3 separate regions of the Homo sapiens genome follow, and all the other regions are linked to region 3. Evidence: chromatin contacts called from ENCODE Hi-C or POLR2A ChIA-PET data. All regions are on one chromosome and are shown on one strand. Each heading gives the region's core, a stretch centred on a gene start or an enhancer-like site at or near the end of the contact. The rest is flanking DNA. Distances are from core to core; before and after follow the strand shown. Region 1 has its middle 3.8 kb from the start of ARHGAP17. Region 2 has its middle 46 kb from the start of RBBP6. Region 3 overlaps TNRC6A (trinucleotide repeat containing adaptor 6A).

Evidence for each region. A loop is a pair of places that touch in the nucleus more often than their neighbours do. ChIA-PET counts read pairs that join two places held with the same protein, here RNA polymerase II (POLR2A). Pooled maps may share reads with other maps.
Region 1: POLR2A ChIA-PET joins it to region 3 with 11 read pairs in A673. The contact joins two enhancer-like sites. A Hi-C loop is called at or near these places in 4 of 168 maps with a recorded cell type or tissue (HepG2, PC-3, colonic mucosa and 1 more), 2 of 37 single-sample maps with no recorded cell type and 9 of 50 pooled maps. POLR2A ChIA-PET finds 5 or more read pairs at or near these places in 3 of 52 experiments (A673, OCI-LY7 and Panc1).
Region 2: a pooled map shows a loop between it and region 3 (1.8-fold over the local background). The contact joins two enhancer-like sites. A Hi-C loop is called at or near these places in 3 of 168 maps with a recorded cell type or tissue (GM23248, ovary and posterior cingulate gyrus), 1 of 37 single-sample maps with no recorded cell type and 5 of 50 pooled maps. POLR2A ChIA-PET finds 5 or more read pairs at or near these places in 2 of 52 experiments (H1 and RWPE1).

Annotation. Positions count from the first base shown.
Region 1 is chr16:25,017,564-25,020,760 of GRCh38, reverse strand. It overlaps the pseudogene LOC100421171. Among named protein-coding and RNA genes, the nearest start is that of ARHGAP17, 3.8 kb to the right of the region's middle. Within about 2 kb of position 1,605, at least 6 of the 41 ENCODE cell types and tissues checked have a DNase peak (open chromatin) inside an H3K27ac peak, as active enhancers do.
Region 2 is chr16:24,583,762-24,586,886 of GRCh38, reverse strand. No RefSeq gene overlaps it. Among named protein-coding and RNA genes, the nearest start is that of RBBP6, 46 kb to the right of the region's middle. Within about 2 kb of position 1,291, at least 2 of the 41 ENCODE cell types and tissues checked have a DNase peak (open chromatin) inside an H3K27ac peak, as active enhancers do.
Region 3 is chr16:24,821,468-24,824,524 of GRCh38, reverse strand. TNRC6A (trinucleotide repeat containing adaptor 6A) reads right to left here. Exons shown (of 25, transcript NM_014494.4): 23 at 2,378-2,448; 24 at 1,512-1,651; 25 at 1-1,093. The coding sequence ends at 718. Among named protein-coding and RNA genes, the nearest start is that of SLC5A11, 23 kb to the left of the region's middle. RefSeq lists an enhancer at 1,213-1,713. Within about 2 kb of position 1,389, at least 2 of the 41 ENCODE cell types and tissues checked have a DNase peak (open chromatin) inside an H3K27ac peak, as active enhancers do.

The sequences.
Region 1 (3,197 bases), core at 356-2,855, 200 kb before region 3:
CTTCAGCTGCTGAATTTCTGAATGCATTTATATATGTTCTTTTCTTTCTAGCTCTGAGATGGCAGCAGTGGAATCAGACAGTCTCTGATTGTCTCCTTGGAGGGATCTAATGGTTGCATCTTTTTCCTGCAGTGATTTTCTTAGCTCTTCAATATCTTGGAGCAATTTAGAAGACTCACTCGACAGAGCAGACTCACTTGCGTGAGGAGATTCTGCGGCATGTGAAGAAAGTGCTTCTCTGGGGAGCTGGGGTAAAATATCCAGCTGTGGGAAGAAACTGTCCTTGCCGTGACAGAGCTGTCTGATGCTGTGCTGCGTGTGTGCTAACTCCTGCCCCAGGTTTTTGAGTTGAGTTTCATTCCCTTCGTTTTTTTGCATCAGGTCACTACAGTTCATCTGGAGTTTAAAATCATTATCACTGTCAGTTAAAAGCTTTGCTTGAAGGTGACAAAGTTCTTCTTGGAGTTGGGCTGCCCCATGCTGCACCCACTGTGGTCGCCAGCTGCTCTTTCCATTTTTTTCTTTCTTTCTTCCTTCCTTCCTTCCTTCCTTCCTTCCTTCCTTCCTTCCGTCCTTCCTTCCTTTCTTTATTTCTGTCTGTCTCTGTCTTTCTTTCTCTCTCTCTCTCTCTCTCTCTTTCTTTTTGAGATGGAGTTTCACTTTTGTCGCCCAGGCTTGAGTGCAATAGTGCGATCTCAGCTCACTGCAACCTCCGCCTCCCAGGTTCAAGCAATTCTCCTGCCTCAGCCTCCCAGGCACCCGCCACCACGCCCGGCTAATTTTTTTTTGTATTTTTAGTAGAGATGGGGTTTTGCCATATTGGCCAGGCTGGTCTCAAACTCCTGACCTCAGGTGATCCGCCCGCCTCGGCCTCCCAAAGGGCTGGGATTACAGGCATGAGCTACCACGCCCGGCCCACACTTCCATTTTCTTAACTGGCTGTTTTAATTTATTAGGTCCTTGTGGAAGCTCCTCAAACGGATTACCATTAACACCTCCAATCTCATGACCAGTGCTGGATGCTTGCAAAATTGTCACTAAAGTTTGACATTCCTGACTTAATGCATCTGTTTCAATGTCTTTTTCTAGAATGAGACATGATGACTTCTGAAAAGTGTCTTTAAATTTCTCCTGACCATTACTAGTGGACAGTTTTTTATTTTCCTCTTGCAGCTTATGGGGGCCTGTTTCATTACCAGCAATAATATCCATTGTTTGGTGATCTTCCTTTTTGAGACAGCTATTTTCTTGAGCTGCCTTATTCCAAACAGCCTGTATTTGTTCTCTGTCCAAAGCAGGTGCTTGCAGTTGCTGCTGAAGGTGAGCAACGCCCTGGGTGTCAGAGGCTGAAGCTGTTCTAGCCTGAAGGCCCTGCACCTCTGTATCTTCCTGACCAACCCCATTGATGGACAGCTGATCCATCTGTTTAAAGTCATATTATTTTTACTTATAAATTTATTCTCCAATTCTTTCTTTCCCCCTCTGGTCCTTGATTCAGGATTAATCTCCAATTCTTGCTCTTTCATTCCTTTCACTAATCTTTCAGTTTCAGATTTAAATAAACTATGCGTTTCACTTCTGCTTTCTATATTGGGACATTCAACTTCTGTTGCTTGAAAAATGGCTCAGAGTCTTTTAATGTCTTGTCCTGTTTCATGCAGCTGGGTTTTGATTCTTTTCCTATTGTGTTTTGCAAATTCCTAATTTCTTCACCTTTTACTGAAAAGAGCTGGGTGTATGTGATACTCATTTGCTTGTGCTGGTTTTAAAAATCATCCATTTCCTACTTTTTTCTCCTCTTTTAAAGACTGAAGCAGTTGCATCTTACTCTGTGTTTGCTCTTCAATTATGGTTATTTATTTATTTATTTTTGAGACAGAATCTTGCTCTGTCGGCCAGGCTGGAGTGTAGTGGCACAATCCTGGCTCACTGCAACCTGTGCCTCCTGGGTTCAAACAATTCTCCTGCCTCAGCCTCTTGAGTAGCTGGGATTACAGGCACCCACCACCACACCCGGCTAATTTTTGTATTTTTAGTGGAGACAAGGTTTTGCCATGTTGGCCAGGCTGGTCTCAAACTCCTGACCCCAGATGATCTACTCACCTCGGCCTCCCAAAGTGCTGGGATTACAGACGTGAGCCGCTGTGCCTGGCCTCTTCAGTCTTTTTTGTTTTTGTTTTTGTTTTTTTTGACGGATTCTTCTTCTGTTGCCCAGGCTGGAGTACAGTGGTGCGATCTTGGCTCACTGCAACCTCTACCTCCTGGGTTCAAGCGATTCTCCTGCCTCAGCCTCCAGAGTAGCTGGGACTACAGGCACTTCCACCGCACCTGGCTAATTTTATTTTTAGTAGAGACAGGGTTTCACCATGTTGGCCAGGCCGGTCTTGAACTCCTGGCCTCAAGTGATTTTGGCCTCCCAAAGTTCAAGTGATTTCTTGAACTCCTGGCCTCAAGTGATTTTGGCCTCCCAAAGTGCTGGGATTATAGGCATGAGTCACCATGCCCAACCTTCAAATATATTTTGATGATACTTTATTCCCTCCTCAAGATTACCTTTGATTATTTTCATTTGAAATATCTCCAATTCTAGTACCATAATAGTATCTACCATTCTAGGCTCAGCCACAGGGGCAGTTAGACTTTGTTGTCCTCTGAGTCATTTCAATTCTTCTATCAGATTTTTTTTTCTTTCATGGATGCAAGACATCTGTCTTTTTCCTCTATGGTTTGCTATGAAATTTCTTTCTTTCTTTCTTAAGGTTTTAGTATAATAATTCCTCTGGAAGCTCTGAACTTCCTTTAAGTTTTTTTTTAAAAAAATTGCTTTCTCTCTTATAAGTTGTGTCAATTGCTTCTGCTCTTCTCAACTAGATGACAAAATCAAATCAGTCTCTGATTGTCTTCTTGGAGGGATCTAATGGTTGCATCTTTTTCCTGCAGCGATTTTCTTAGCTCTTCAATCTCTTGGAGTAAATTTAGGAGCACTTTTTCTTTAGTTTCTTTATGGTCAGTGTCCATCTGTTTAATATTCTTTTTTTTTTTTTGAGACAGTAACCTTGTCACGTTGTCTCTGTCACCTTGACTGGACCACCCTGTCACCTAGGCTGGACCACCCTGCAGAGGCCAGATCTCAGCTCACTGCAACCTCTGCCTCCAAGGTTCAAGCGATTGTCTCGTCTCAGCTTCCCCAGCAGCTG
Region 2 (3,125 bases), core at 42-2,541, 240 kb after region 3:
CTCAAACTCCTGACTCAAGTAATCTGCCTGCCTCAGGCTCCCAAAGTGCTGGGATTACAGGACCTCATCTTTAGAAACACACACACACACACACACACACACACACACACACACACACACACACCAAAAACTTAAATGACAAGTATGTGGGGCCTCAGAGTTGCTTTCTCCTTCAGAAATCTATTCCTCAGAAACAATAACAAAAAATTAGAGCCAACGTCAGTTTTATGTTCTCAGCAAGACTGAAGTGGATTCTACATCTATGTAACTTGATCAAGTTGTCCTAGAAAAGGAGCAGCAAAGGAAGACGGAATGGAGATGAGAGAGGTGGTTTTGAAATGAAAAGTCACAAAGGAGAAACTGAATGGCAGACTGTATATGAAGATCATTGAATTAGGGAAAATAAACTATGATTTATCCAACAGAAAGAAACCTTAAAAAATGATTTAAAAGTTTGCCGAGGGCTGGGCGCAGTGGCTCAAGCTTGTAATCCCAGCCCTTTGGGAGGCTGAGGTGGGAGGATTGGTTGAGCCAGGAGTTTGAGATCAGTCTGAACAATATAAGGGAGATCCCCATTTCTACAAAACAATTAAAAAATTAGCTGGGTGTGGTGGCACGTTCTGTGGTGCCAGTAACTCAGGAGGCTGAGGCAGGGTTGTGGGGATCGCTTGAGCCCAGGAGGTCGAGGCTGTAGTGAGGTGTGATCATGCCACTGCACTCCAGCCTGGGTGGCACAGCAAGATCCAATCTCAAAACAAAAACAAAAACAAAACAAAAAAAGAGAGGCAGAAAAAGGTATATGGAAGACAAATCCCTTAGCTACACCCTACAAACAATCAGAGTCACTAAAAGAAAGAAAAAAATGGTGGTGGTGGTGGTGTTGGAGAAGAAAAAGAAATAATGAAAGACAACTTTCTTAATCTATAGAAAGAACTTAAGTTGATATGGTTGATCAAGGAGCCAGAAATAACCAATCTAGAATGGCCTTGAAAACATAAGCAGCCTAGAAATTTACAGCGTCTTGGGGAAATCTTTGATGTTCTACAGGTTCAATTTTTGCTAAATCTGGCTTGGCAAGCCCCCTGCTGACATTTTAACATGACTGTTAATGACACGGAGTAGGACAGAAATTCCAGCGAAGCATGGTGGATCGAATATTCTTCCTTCCTTCTCCAGAGTGCACTGTAATGATAATAAAAGGTCAAACAAGGCACAAACAGGGAGAGCAGAAGAGGAAATAATCGCAACACATTTTTGAAAGGTGAAATTCATGTGAACAAGGGGTAAGCTGACCAGAAAACCAGAGGTCTGAATCAGAAGCCTAAAAACCAGATGACTCATAACCTAGAAGCCTAAAGTGAATCAGAATATGCAGGCAAGAGAGAACTCTAGGCTGGGTGCGGTGGTTCACGCCTGTAATCCCAGCACTTTGGGAGGCCAAGGCGGGTGGATCATGAGGTCAGGACTTCAATACCAACCTGGCCAAGACGGTGAAACCCCATCTCTACTAAAAATACAAAAATTAGCCAGGTGTGATGCCACACGCCTGTAATTCCAGCCACTCGGGAGGCTGAGGCACAAGAATCGCTTGAACCTGGGAGGTGGAGGTTGCAGTGAGCCGAGATCATGCCATTGTACTCCAGCCTGGGCGACAGAGTGAGATTCCGTCTCAAAAAAAAAAAAAAAATTAGTGGGGCGTGGTGGCACACACTTGTAATCCCAGCTACTCAGGAGGCTGCGGTGGGAGAATCGCTTGAACGCAGGAGGCGAAGGTTGCAGTGAGCCAAGATCATGCCATTGCACTCCAGCCTGGGGGACAAGAGCAAAACTCCGTCTCAAAAAATAAAAAATAATAAAAAAAGAACACTGAAAGCCAGAATGCAGATAGGTCCAAAGGGTTAACACAAAGCAGCACACCTTGGCAGAAGTTAGAGGCTTACTCTCTGGAGAGGTTCAACTAGAGCAGTGGTTCTCAACCTTGGCTGCACATTGGAGTCACCTGGAGAGATTTTAAAAGACTGATGTTCAGACCACCCCACCAGATGTATTAAAGTAAAAACTCTGGGTAAGGTATACAGCCTTCAGTATGTCTTAAAGCTCTCTAAGTAGTCCAAAATATGCAGCCCTTTTGGGTACCAAAGAATAGAAGGACTCTGGACTTGAGGACATCAAGTGGATAGGGGTGCTGTACTGGAAAGAGCAGGATGGAGTCTGTCTATATATACTGAATGGAAGCTTACTTGGCTCCAAAAAATTCCTGGTAGCTGGATTTGTAATTATACTATAGTTTTTCATCCCCATTCTAAAGAGTGGAGGATTCCCCTCTGGAAGAAACTAACCACAAGAAAAAATGCCGGGAAGATCCTCAGTGAAGTGGTACACTCAGATCACTCTATAATAGAACTCTCTTGTCATATCTCACAAATTTCTAACTTGAAGAGCAGAAGAAAACCTCAACAAAATGAATATCTTTACAAGTCCTATTATAGCCATGAAAAAGAATAGAATGTTATGAAAAGGGGAACAATCAGGAAATAAAAAAATAGAACCCTGAGAAATTGTAAATATGGGCCAGACGTGGTGGCTTACACCTGTAATCCCAGCATTTTGGGAGGCTGAGGCGAGTGGATCACCTGAGGTCAGGAGCTCGAGACCAGCCTGGCCAACATGGTGAAACCCTGCCTTTACTAAAAAATACAAAAATTAGCTTGGTGCAGTGGCAGGCGCCTGTAATCCCAGCTACTCGGGAGTCTGAGGCAGGAGAATCGCTTGAACCCAGGAGGCAGAGGTTGCAGTGAACCAAGATTGTACCATTGCACTCCAGCCTTGGAGACAGAGTAAAATTCCATCTCAAAAAAAAAAAAAAAAGAAAGAAAGAAAAGAAAGAAAGAAAAGAAAAAGAAAAAAAGAAATTGTAAATATGCCAGCAGAAGTAAAGAACTGAAGTGTTGAGGAAACGTCACAACAAAAAATATGAGTGGAGGGTGGGCGCACTGGTTCACGCCTGTAATCCCAGCACTTTGGAAGGCTGAAGCAGGTGGATCACTTGAGCCCACGAGTTTGAGACCAGCCTGGGCAACATGGAGAGACCCTACTTCTACAAAAAATAAAAAATTAGCCAGGTG
Region 3 (3,057 bases), core at 140-2,639:
CAAAATGGAAAGCCTATTCAAAGTGCAGGGCCCGTCCTGGGTGGCAGGTGGGCTGCAAGTCACAGCTGTGGCCACAGTTTTTCAAACTGCAGAGCGAAATTCTTTAGTTTTACAACATGAAAAAACTGGTGCAACACTTTCATTAATAATCCTAAGTCAGCATCCTAACTTGATCTTTTAAACTCCACGATACCACAATAAGGTAGGCAACATCAAGGCATAGTAGAGAGCGCACGCCTCCTAAGAACACCCTTGAGTAAACATTGACACTGGGACAGCTGCCCCCCATACTGCCGATGAGACGGAGAGAACATCATTCAGTGCAAAGGGAAAAGCTCATACGTTATCAGCCCAAAAAATGGTTTTGCAAGAGAGAAAAAAAGGGGCGGGGGGGGGGGTTGGGGAGGAATAGAAGGAAAAAAAAAAAAAGAATCCAAAGGCTAAACATGATGAATAGACACAAGCGAGCTCATTCTCTACGGTTTAGCATGTATGGCGCTATTTGGGAGTGTAAATAGAGTAGATACCTTTTCACATTATAATATTGGCCTGCATGATTCAAGTATTCAAACTGATATGTTTTGGGGAAAACAAAGTGGAAAATGTGCAGAGAATAGCTGTTCCCACAGGCGGCCCCTGGCTGCAGGCGGCGAGCCCCACTTAGTGCTCCTTTCCCTCGCGTCTGAGGTCCCGGTCGGTGAGTCTGCATCTACACTGTTACATGGACTCTCCACCCCCACCCAGGTGGTCAACAGAAAGAAAAGCGTTAATGGGAGATGGGCTGCTAATTCCTCGGGGGTCGCTGCTGCTTGGGGGACCCCACAGGCTTGTGGAATAATGCGGGGTCCCCCAGAGTGAAGTGCCGTGAAGGTCTCCACAGTTAGTTCCCGACAGCCCAGCACCATTCCAGTGATTGAGATCGGTCCGGCTGGAGAATGAGTGGGAACAGTCGAGGGAGCCCAGCCGGCTCTGGCTGGACCCGAGAGACTGCCAGCCGGGAGAAGGGGTCAGAGACTGGCTTTGTGCAAAGAAACGACTGATCTCCTCTTCACTGGCAAACTCAGCAAGAATAGTAGTGTTCCCCAGTACACACCTAGAGGAGAGAGGCACCGCGGACACGTGAGGACAGCACACCAGGAGGGCTTCATTCACTCACAAGTGAGGGTGCAACTTGTCTCTGCTAGAAAAGCCACAGAAGGCACAGAGGGAGAGACTACACCACATAACCTGCGTGCCCTCCCTTCACCCGAGTGTGCACCCACAGCTCTCCAGGGCCTGGTGCCTTGCCCAGAGCGAACTTCCTCTGTCTGCCATGGGCAACGTAAGGGACTTTCTAGGGCCATCTAGCCAGGTCTGATTCCCCGCTTAGGAATGCCGACCTTGGAATCAGGGCACTACTGCAGCCAGCAGGAGCCACCCACGCAGGACCCTGTGCACTGCCCCGGGTCAGGCTGTGCTCTCACACTCCTTCCCCTAGACTCTTCCAACTGGGAGCCCAACAGCCAACTTACATGTGCAGAGACTTTTGTGCCTTCACTACCTCTTCTTTTGAACTGTAGCGGACCAGAGCATTTCCGTGAGGGAGGTTCAGGTGGAATGTGATCAGCGGGCCGTGCTGCATGCACAGAGTGCGCAGAGTTGAGCCATCGATCTAGGAAACAGTGTGGAAACTGCCAGTGAGAGGCGTCACCGCGGGCCCTCCAGGAGGCTGTTTCAGGCTGCACTGCTGCCCCTCCTCTCTTTCCTGAGGCTCTGTGCTCCTGGCACCACTCTTCACTGACACTCTGACGTTGCTCTGACGGGGTGCAGAGCCATCTTCCCCACCTCCACTGCTCCCAGAGCCATACCGCTCTGGCCTCTAGACTCCTGGACACTCCCCAGATCCCCACTGTGGCTCCATGTCTTCTCTCTTCCCTGCCCTGAGGACAGCATCCATCAAGGTTCTGCTCCCTGAGGGAGGAGGGAGGTGGGAGCTCAACACCCAGCCTCCAGAGGAGGGCGCAGGCCAGGGGCTAAGAAAATGCTCTCACCTCAGGGGCAGACCAGGATTTCTCCATGTGCCAACAAGGACCACCTGTGTCAAATTCATCTGCAGGCCCTCATACAAATGCAGAGTCCCAGCCCCTAGCCCAGATCTACTGACTCAATCTCTGGGTGAGGCCTGGGAATCTGTATGCTTGGTTGGTTCCCAGGCACATTACAGCGTGAACCACCAGATTCGACCACAGCCTGCCTGAGGTCTACAGACCACTCCTCTGCTGTTTCCTCTGCTCGGCTTCACTACCACCTAGCAGCCCTTGTCTCACATACAGACCCGAACCTCTGTTCCCATGCTCCCTGGCGTAGCCACATAAACCAGCGTATCTGGTATCCTTACCTGAGGTGTAAGGTTTTTTAGAACAAGCCAATTTGTTATTCTCCCTGAGCTGCTCTCACCCCAGCTGGAACCTAAACAAGGAAAAAAAGGACAAGTCAGTTTTCCAGGACTGAAAGAGCCCAACTACAGTTACTTAGCAGATCACCTGGCCTCTTGACTTCCTTCACTTCCTTGCACTTCTACATGGGAGGCTTTCTCCCTAGGCCCAGAATTTCAGCTCGCCCTAGCCATGGCCAGGCATTAACTCCTATGGCAGGGGGCTCTGCCTCTGGCGACAGTGAGCTCAGAATGGCTCCCAGTTCACCACAGAGGAGGGCAGTGAGCCACAAAAGGCTGCATCTTTTTGAGATCTTCTCATTGATAGGAGCTAAAATAATCTCAAACGGTACCATCTGGGGAAGACTTCAGTAGTGTCTGATCACTCTGCGTGTGTGTCCTTCAGGGCATGAAGCTTTAAGGGGATTCCAGAGCTTGCGATCGCACAGATGCTCCTTGTTTTCCCCGGGGTTACTGCAGGGGCTCCCCATCTGGCCTTCCTGCTGGACCCCTGTGGCATCCACCCTTCCCCTGGGAGTACAGCCCTCATCCCTGACCCCATCTGCAACTCAAGGCACCTCACAAACACTTCAGGTGCTGGGAAAGACCATTCCATGACACAGCTCAGGCCTATCCACCTCTCA